2 separate regions of the Homo sapiens genome follow, and region 2 is linked to region 1. A link is a loop called in an ENCODE intact Hi-C map of the cell type or tissue named here. Cell type or tissue: heart right ventricle. All regions are shown on one strand.

The links. Hi-C counts contacts between places; a loop is a spot of excess contacts. Peaks named below come from ENCODE experiments on the same cell type or tissue, not always from the same donor. Only the 100,000 strongest peaks of a DNase experiment are listed, where the experiment ranks them.
Region 2: it touches region 1 in a loop (5-fold over the local background); 7 of 110 quality-filtered maps call a loop at or near these places.

The regions. Positions count from the first base shown.
Region 1 is chr22:50,634,877-50,639,876 of GRCh38, reverse strand. LOC124905149 (a long non-coding RNA gene) reads right to left here. Exons shown (of 2, transcript XR_007068161.1): 2 at 3,871-4,334. Among named protein-coding and RNA genes, the nearest start is that of ARSA, 9.2 kb to the right of the region's middle. RefSeq lists enhancers at 3,584-4,098, 4,099-4,615. In heart right ventricle, no CTCF peak of the experiment used is centred here; no DNase peak of the experiment used is centred here.
Region 2 is chr22:50,709,852-50,714,851 of GRCh38, reverse strand. SHANK3 (SH3 and multiple ankyrin repeat domains 3) reads right to left here. Exons shown (of 25, transcript NM_001372044.2): 21 at 3,214-3,237. Among named protein-coding and RNA genes, the nearest start is that of ACR, 26 kb to the left of the region's middle. In heart right ventricle, no CTCF peak of the experiment used is centred here; no DNase peak of the experiment used is centred here; H3K27ac peaks cover 1,469 bases.

The DNA.
Region 1 (5,000 bases):
AGCTTTTCAGCTATTCTTCTATTTCCAGTCCTTCTGAGTAACTGTCTTGAACCGTGTCAAGGAAATATTTTTGTTGTTGTTGTTTGTTTGTTTTGAGGCAGAGTCTCACTCCGTCACCCAGGCTGGAGTGCAGTGGTGCAATCTCAGCTCACTGCAACCTCCACCTACTGGGTTCAAGTGATTCTCCTGCTTCAGCCTCCCTGGGATTACAGGCATGCACCACCATGCCTGGCTAATTTTTGTATTTTTAGTAGAGACGGGGTCTCGCCATGTTGGCCAGCCTGGTCTCAAACTCCTGACCTCAGGTGATCTGCCCACCTCGGCCTCACGAAGTGCTGGGATTACAGGCGTGAGTCACCATGCCCAGCCATGGAAATACATTTTGGGGCGAAATATTTTGGTTTCCTTCAGTCCCCACTTTGAGACTTTCAGAAAGTTGCCCATATAAAAAGAAAGTTGATAGCTTTGAAGAGATTTGAGTTAGAGGTTGTTAGATAAGAGACAGGCAGAGGCGGGCAAAAAGAAATTGGGATAAGCAGAAAAAGACAAATTTAAATGTCATCCTGGCAGGGCACAGTGGCTCATGGCTGTAAATCTCAGCACTTTGGGAAGCTGAGGCAGGAGGAGCACTTGAGCCCAGGTGTTCAGACCAGCCCGGGCATCACAGGGAGACTCTATTGCTACAAAAAATAAAAAATTAGCCAGGCATGGTAGTTTGTGTCTGTGGTCCCAGCTACCTGGGAGGCTGATGCAGCAGGATGACCTGAGCCTGGGAAGTCAAGTCTGCAGAGAGCTGTGATCACACCACTTTGTGGGTGAGTGAGTGAGACCCTGTCTCTGAAAAATAGATATGTATCATGCCATATTTTCTTGAATCCGTCTCTTAGTCCTGAGACTAGATCAGCTCAGTTAAACAGCTGTATCCTATTCCAAGAAGTGGCATTGCAGATGGGCTGGGACCTCGTATATAATTCACACAAACAGATCTTTAACAAGATACAATTCTATGGAAACAGAAGAAAAAAAACGGTGAATGTCTGGTGTCATCCATAGACTAGCTTTTCTAGCTCTCCTCAATCTGAGGCATCTGGAGCATCTTCAGATTGCAATGGCAATTTGACAGATTTTTCTGGATTGTAGTTCTAATTGGGTGTTCAAGTGAACTTTCTGAATAGTCCATATATCAACAGGCACAAAGGCTATTTATACATAAGTCGCTGTGATGATTTCTCCTGAAGATTATAAGTAATTTAGCTTCAGTTGCAGGGCTTCAAGAAAAGCCATTTTAATTTCCAGTGATTTTAAATCAGAAAAATGGGAGAAAAACTGGAAAGCATTAGTTTAGAGACTTGGAGCTAGGAAAGAATGCAGGATTCAGTTCAAACTATAGGCAAATGATAACAACTCAAAAACAAGTCAGTCCGGACTCTCGTAACAGGTGTCAACAGTCAGTCCGGACTCTAATAACAGGTGTCAACAGTCAGTCCGGACTCTAATAACAGGTGTCAACAGTCAGTCCGGACTCTAATAACAGGTGTCAACAGTCAGTCCGGACTCTCCTCACGGCAGGTGTCAACAGTCAGTCCGGACTCTAATGACAGGTGTCAACAGTCAGTCCGGACTCTTGTGACAGGTGTCAACAGTCAGTCCGGACTCTCGTGACAGGTGTCAACAGTCAGTCCGGACTCTAATAACAGGTGTCAACAGTCAGTCTGGACTCTAATAACAGGTATACTATAGTTTTCTTCTAAAACATATTTTTTCTCTCTCCAGTCTCCCTTTTCCACAAAAGACAAATCAGAGTAAGAACAACTGATTTACAAAATAAGTTTTAGTCTTATTATAATTGGCCTGATTATTTGCATAAAGTACAGTAATAATAGTGACTGGCCATTCAACCTCTTTTAAAGTTGGCTTTGCCAGAACTTTTTCATAAGGAATCTCAGATTAGACTTTTAAAAGCATCTTGAGGCCGGGCATGGTGGCTCACGCCTGTAATCCCAGCACTTTGGGAGGCCGAGGCGGGCGGATCGTGGGCTCAGGAGATCAAGACTATCCTGGCTAACACAGTGAAACCCCATCTCTACTAAAAATACAAAGAAAATCAGCCACGTGTGGTGGCGGGCGCCTGTAGTACCAGCTACTCAGGAGGCTAAGGCAGGAGAATGGCATGAACCCGGGAGACGGAGCTTGCAGTGAGCCAAGACCGCGCCACTACACTCCAGCCTGGGCGACAGAGCGAGATCGGTCTCAAAAAAAAAAAACCAAAAACCAAAAAAAAAAAAAAAAAAAAAAAGTACTTGTCTGGGTACTTTACATGAGTTTCCTTGAGGAAGAAGCAAGTCTTGAACTGTAGCTAATTATAAGCTGCTTTTTAAAAAGAATCAAAGTAAAACAGTAATTGACTGTGGATGACAGATGACTTAGACTAATGATGGTTACAGATGCAATTCACAAGGAGATTTGTTTTTTTGTGTGACATACAACAATTTAACATAATAATTATAATTTTGAGCCAGGCGTGGTGGCTCATACCTGTAATCCCTGCACTTTGGGAGACCAAGGCAGGAGGGCTGCTTGAGCTCAGGAGTTCGAGATGAGCCTGGGTGGCACAGCAAGATCCTGTCTCCAAAATAATAAATAAATAAATAAAGACAGCATGAGGCAAACTCTCTACTCCTCCTTTTTTTTTGTGAGACAGAGTCTCACTCTTGTTGCCCAGGCTGGAGTGCAGTGGCACAATCTCAGCTCACTGCAACCTCCGCCTCCCGGGTTCAAGCGATTCTCCTGCCTCGGCCTCCTGAGTAGCTGGGACTACAGGCAGGCGCCACCACGCCTGGCTAATTTTTGTATTTTTAGTAGAGATGGGGTTTCACCATCTTGGCCAGGCTAGTCTCAAACGCCTGACCTCAGGTGATCCACCCACCTCGGCCTCCCAAAGTGCTGGGATTACAGGTGTGAACCACCGTACCGGGCCTACTCCTCCTTTTCTTGTAGTTTACTCAAAAGGTAAACAAAAATCTTTTACTGTCTCTTATTAATACTACATGAAAATCTTACTCAAAAATGAAAACTAAATTCTACCTTTACATTAGCATATTATTAATACTAAAGCTAATTTTAATAAAAACTTAAAAACAGATCCATTCAATCTCAATCAGCTTTGACCACATAAGATTTCCATAAACCTTTAATAACCTCTTAAAATTTGTTCCATTCTTTGTTTCTCAAACTTTCTATATATATTCAGTTTTATCTATCATTTTTTTATTCCTTTAATTTAAAACAACCTTTAAAAACATCAAAACTAGACAAAATTACTTTTCCTTTAACAAAAACCTCATTCTCATGCCTTCTTTATAACCTTCCTTACCAAAAACACATCCTACTTTCTTATAAACTTTGCATACAGAAGTGTTTCTCTTATATCTAGTAGTTTTAAATACATATATTAATTACAATGTTAACTCTTAGGAAGCCTAATTTTCAGTGAAAAACATGGGAAGTAAGCAATTTTAATTGTTATTAAAGATGCAAAGCCCAGGACAAAGGACAGAGCTTTAAAGACTGATATGGTTTGGCTGTGTCCCCACCCAAATCTCATCTTGAACTGTAGTTCCCAAAATCCACAGGTGTTGTGGGAGGGACCCAGTGGGAGGTGATTAGATGAAGGGGGCGGTTCCCCCACGCTGTTTTTGTGCTAGTGAGTTCTCACGAGGTCTCATGGTTTCATGAGGTGCTTCCCCACTCTTCGCTCTGCACACCTCCTTCCTGACCTCATGTGAAGAACGTGTTTGCTTCCTCTTCCGCCATGATTGTAAGTTTCCTGAGGCTTCCCAGCCACGCTGAACTGTGAGTCAATTAAACCTCTTTCCTTTACAAATCACCCAGTCTCAGGTATGTCTTTATTAGCAGTGTGAGAATGGGCTACTACAAAGACAATGCCTGGAGGACTCAACCCCTCCCAGCATGACCGGGGGGCACAGCTGGGCCAGGGAGGACAATGCTCGGGCACTGCAGACACACAGCATGACCGGGGGGCACAGCTGGGCAAGAGAGGACAATGCTCGGGCACTGCAGACACACAGCATGGCTGGGGCGCACAGCTGGGCTAGGGAGGACGGGGCTCAGGCACTGCAGACACACAGTATGGCCGGGGGGCACAGCTGGGCTAGGGAGGACGGGGCTCGGGCACTGCAGACAAACAGCATGACCGGGGGGTACAGCTGGGCCAGGGAGGATGGGGCTTAGGTACTGCGGACACACAGATGTCTCCAGGCCACATCATGTCCACTTGTCTTGACCCCAGAATGTAGAGGCTCAAAGCCAAAGACCTAAGTTCACAGACAAATTAAGCAAGTATCAGAAATATGACAGAAGCAAATTTTATGACCTTAAAGCATCTAACAGAGACTGTCTGAACCTGTCCGACCAATGGGCCCAAGCAAAGATGTCTCAATTATATTTAAGACTGACGACTTTGAAGATATTCTAATTTTAGCATCATTTTTTTTTTTGAGATGGAGTCTCACTCTGTCACCCAGGCTAGAGTGCAGTAGTGCAGTCTCGGCTCACTGCAACCTCTACCTCCCAGGTTCAAGTGATTCTCCTGCCTCAGCCTCCTGAGTAGCTAGGACTACAGGCGCATGCCACCACGCCTGGCTAATTTTTGTATTTTTAGTAGAGACGGGGTTTCACCATGTTGGCCAGGATGGTCTCGATCTCTTGACCTCGTGATTTGCCCGCCTCAGCCTCCCAAAGTGCTGGGATTACAGGTGTGAGCCACTGCACCCAGCAGCAACAATTTTAAAACTAAGTTTATTTGCCAAAGATTACTAGTCACATGAACTAGAAAAGCATCTGGGTTTAGTTACATCATTCATGAGCACTTATTTATTTATACGTCAATTTGCTACTATGTACATAATATACAAACAGGCATGTACACATAAAAATACAGACACAAATCAAGATTTTATAGCTTTAGTTTTAAGATTTTA
Region 2 (5,000 bases), 75 kb before region 1:
CCAACCCGGCCACCCGTGATGCTGACAGAGGCCACCGCTCCCCTCCCTCCTTGAGCTCCCACCCCAGGCTCCCAAGACAAGGCCCTCACCCCAGAACTCAGACCCCACCCCAGGCAGCCTCTCTAGCCTCAAGGAGACTCCAGGTGACCCTGTGGACCTCACTTAAGGAAAGGCCACTCTGACCATGAGGGAGAAGACCAGGGCACAGGACAGACAAACGATTCAGAGACCACAGTCTCCCTGGATTTCCCTCCATTTCCCTTCGTCCTGTCACTGTTCTCAGCACATACAGGCCACTCTTGGCTATCTGTACCGCACTGGAAGGGAAGCTGTTCACAGCGGGTCACAGCCCGAGGACAGACCCTGATGTACAAGCAGGTTTCCACAGAAGATCAAAGTGACTTGGAAACTGTTAAACTAATACGTGTATCTCAGGACCATCAGAGCCCTGGTTGGATGGCTCCCCCAGGACATAAGCAGCTCTCGCCCCCTGTGGGTCCACTGAGGACCAGTGCGTGCAGCATGCAGCAAGGGCTGGGGCAGCACTCATGTCCACCTGGCTGCTGCACCGGCCCTCTCATTCAGCAGCCCCACTGCACCCCACCCATCACTCAGGCTGCACCCAACCCCAAGCCCTTCTCCACTCTTTGGGGCTATGCCAACCCTAGAGGGACCACTGTCTGGCCACACTTGTCTTGGCACCTTTCACTCTTGTCTTGGCCCCTTGTTGGAGAATTTCAACGGTCAGACTGGACACCTCCTACTCCTTCCAACTCCAATCTGCAGCTGTTCACAGCACCTGCTGATTCTACCTCTGCAATCTGCTTAGCATTGCTGGAAGGAAGGAAGGAACTCCCCAAGCTTAGCATTGCTGGAAGGAAGGAACTCCCCAAGACTGTCCTGTACCCAACCCAGACCAGACCCACCCTGTACACTGACTCTGTCCTGACATAACCTCTTTGTGACCTCTGTGTCCTCATTGATAAAACAGGCATAAAAACAGTGCTCGCTCACGTGTCTCTAGTGAGAATTAGCACAGAAGAAAGGCTTACAACTGTGCTGGCACTGGACACAATTCAGTACAATTCATGTCTGTGTGCCCCATCTCCCCAGACAGCTTCCGGGTCTGCAGAACAGAGCAAATACTGTTCTCTGTGTTCCATCAGCGCCCAGCCTGTGTCCTGAACGATACAAGAGTTTACCAGCAAAACAGGCTCCAACTGCAGATATCTGGGCCTGTGCACAGCTCCCAGTGCCACCAGGTGACAGGGGCCCAGGTACAGACCAGGGGCTGCTGGTTTGAGGGGACTTCTCATTTGCTTTTGTCATGAAGTGAATGATTTCTTTTTGGGAGTTGAAGTCACCATTGCCACCATCTGTTAAGTTCTTGGTGATTTCTAGAGTATGCGGGACTTTATGCAAACCACTCCTCTCATCCCACAACTACACGAGGATTTTATCATCACCCTTATCCAACCCAGGAGCAAACTGAAGCGAAATTGCCATAAATCTCTGACTAGGAAGTAAGAGATGAGACTTAAGCACCATACTCCCCGGAAACTGCAGAAGTAAAGATATGAATGGAGAGAAAACTCCGTGAGGCACACACGGCTCAGCATCATGGGAGACACGTTGCCGCCTGAGCCACGGGCTAGGAGAGGCTGTCTCTCTAGGTCTGGAAGACCCATCCCAGAGACCCACAGCGGGACGCACATAACGTTTAGTGAGCAGCTGTTTCTGGTCATCCGGCGATGGTGCTGGAGCCGGGTGAGAAGTGTTTTCAAAAGGGAAAGGATTCATCAAGAATTCTGCAAATTACAAACTGATGAGGTTGACATAAATCTCCCCCCAATATTAGAGGATATATTCTTAAATAAATAATTTTAGATAATTAAGGGAAACAAAGCCCATCAGGAACCAAGTGGACCCGCTCACTCCCAGGGCCCTCTGGGTGCACAGCAGGACACAGCTGGGTTTGCAGCTGTTTGATCAACAGGGCCCCAGCCTGCGGGATGATCAACCAGCCATCACTTCTTCCACAACTGGAGCAGCACCTGGGCTGCAACACAGCACCCTGGGAGCCCCACTAACGAGCTAGAGGGCAGAGCCAGAAGATTCCAGAAATAGCTTGTATGTCTGCCCCAAAGGCATGCAGAAAAGGTCACTGGAGGAGACCTTGTCACCTGTTTTTAATACCTGAGAAGACACTGGGGAAGCCCTTCACCTGGGCTGGGGCAAGAGGCAGCAAGGGGACCTCAAGAGGGCTGGGCCAAGGGCCTGGCAGATGTGTCCTCACCCAGGGAAAGCCCAGTGGGTCGAGAGAGAGGGAGGGATGGGCATCAGGTACACGGACGTGGAGCAAATATACAGGCCTGGGTGGAGAAAGCCACCTCAAGCCTCTGTCTGGGCCCTGATTCCCATCCACCCGAGAGGCAGAGGAGGCTGCCGGAAGCCGGGTCCCAGGACTTCACCAGACAGTGGACCTCAGTACCCAGGCCCAGGTGACTGTCCCCACCTGAATGCGCCCTCCCCTGCAACCAGGCTGAACATAAAGGACATACAGGGAGCAGCCCCAAAGGGTAGAGGGAGGCCTGAACGGGGGTTCAGGAGGGTAGTCAACAGCCTGGGGTCTTTGGCCAGGGGAGCTCCAAGCTCCTTCCCCAGTGCTGTGGGACTCAGACCCCTGCTCTGAAGGGACCATCAGCTCTGGGCTTGGCCCTACAACCAACCAGCACGGGAGTAGGTCCCACAACCCAAGCACAGGCCCCGAGAGGACCAGCAGAAAGAAGCAACGTGCACGCCAACACGGCCCAGTCTCCCTGCTCCCTAGAGCTCCCCCTCTGGGACCCTCGGAGCCCTTTCCCTCCTGCTGTCCGGGCCATGGTGCATGCAGTGGCCTCCACGGGGCTCTCCCAGCTCCTCCCCACGGGCTGCCTCCATCAGGCTATCTGCACAGCTCACAGGCCCCAGGCTCACCTGAGCCCCCAAGGCCATCACAGTCTCAGAGGGTCACACCCCTGGGAACTCCCCATCCATCCTTGCAGGCCCTTCTCTCATGCCCCTACCAGATGCCCAGGGAGAAGGCCAACAGGAGGGTGCAGCCCAGGCTTCCAGGCCACCCTGACTTGCGCTGGAACCTCCTCACACACCAGCACTCCCCCAGACAGGGGTCAGGCAAAGCCAAGGCCCTGGGGACACAGGCAGATGACTCACCCCCTTTTCTTCTCCGAATGGAGGCTTGGAATCAAGAAACAGAGTAAAGGGAGTAAGAGGCAGGCTCGGCACCCGGGCCCCATTATCCACACTCATTTCCCCACCCCATCCCTCTCACCACCACCTCCCCCAAAAACCATGACCTCCCAAATCTGCCCCCAGCCTACACCTCTTTATCAGACCGTGAATAGCAAATCTGCCCAACTCTGGAGTCAGTTGGTACATGCCTTGAAAGCCAAGGAGGAAACAACCACAAGCAGGGACTTGTGTGTGTGTGCCACATGCATGCAGGTGCACACAGCGCATGTCCACTCACCCACGCACAGACATGTGTGCTGCATGCACGCAGGGGCACACAGCGCGTATCCGCTCACCCACGCACACACGTGTGCCACACGCATGCAGGCGCACACTGCATATCCGCTCACCCACGCACAGACGTGTGCCACACGCATGCAGGCGCACACAGCGCGTATCCGCTCACCCACGCACAGACGTGTGCTGCATGCACGCAGGTGCATACAGCGCGTATCCGCTCACCCACGCACACACGTGTGCCACACGCATGCAGGTGCACACAGCGCGTCTGCTCACCCACGCACAGACATGTGTGCCACACGCATGCAGGCGCACACAGTGCGTATCCGCTCACCCATGCACACACGTGTGCCACACGCATGCAGGTGCACACAGCACGTGTCCACTCACCCACGCACAGACATGTGTGCCGCATGCACGCAGGTGCAGACAGCGCGTGTCCGCTCACCAACGCACAGACACGCACACACACACAGATATGCACAACTCCATCATGCTTGGCTCAGTCAAACGTTTGTTCAGAAAAAAGGCAAAACCCCATAGAAAACAAGTTCAGGTGTCGCTGAAAATTAAGGTGGTCACCTCTGTGTTCTGTTCAAAGTCGGTCTTAAAAGGCAGGGCAAGTGTGTTTGGCACAGAAACCTTTTCCAGGACAAGGCCACTCACATAGATGCTGGGTGTGGCACCTACCCTGATGTTCTCATCACAAAAGAAAAAGGGGCCCAGAAATTACAGGGAAGTCCAGAGTTCTCCCGGGAACGTGAATACACAGGAAGGGCTTGGACCCGCCACAGGGCCTTCCCTGGCCTGGGTCTCCACTGACCTGTGGCCCCAGCACATTCCTGGTACAAACCGAGCAGACATGCATGTGGCGACCATGAGGAGCCCCCAGTGCTGAGGGGAGGAGGGGTGTTCTGCCCTCTTCTCTCTCTCACCACCTATCTCAGGAGGGTCCCCACCCAGCCCCTTCCTCTCACTCCCAGCTCTGCAACCCTCCATTTTCCAGGCACCAGCCTTTGCTCACCCCATTCCCCCACAGGATACCCCTTCCCTCCCCTTCCTCCAACAGGGCCATGCCTCTCCCACATCCTCCGAGCAGCAAACAGCCACCTGGACAGGAGCCTCCGACTTGCACCTGCTTTCTCTGACACCTCACTTTCTTTTCTTTTTAGGTGTCCAGGCACCTTCTCGATAGACTATGGATCCTAAAGGGCTCTAATAGCTCTTGACAGTGTGAGGCAGTTCTGATGTGTTCATGCCAGCAGTGACCAACAGGCCTCATTTCTATCTTCTGAAAGCAAAAACACTGGGTTGTGGGATGGTCCCTTAGGTACCTGGGGAAACCCTGATGCTGGCATGGCGTCCTCAAATCAGGCATTTCCAGAGGGGACTTCCAGAAGCCCTGCTGGCTTCCCAGGACAGCTGTCTTCTGGGGACAGGGTGGCTTCCTGAGCTCCAGAAGTGTGGGT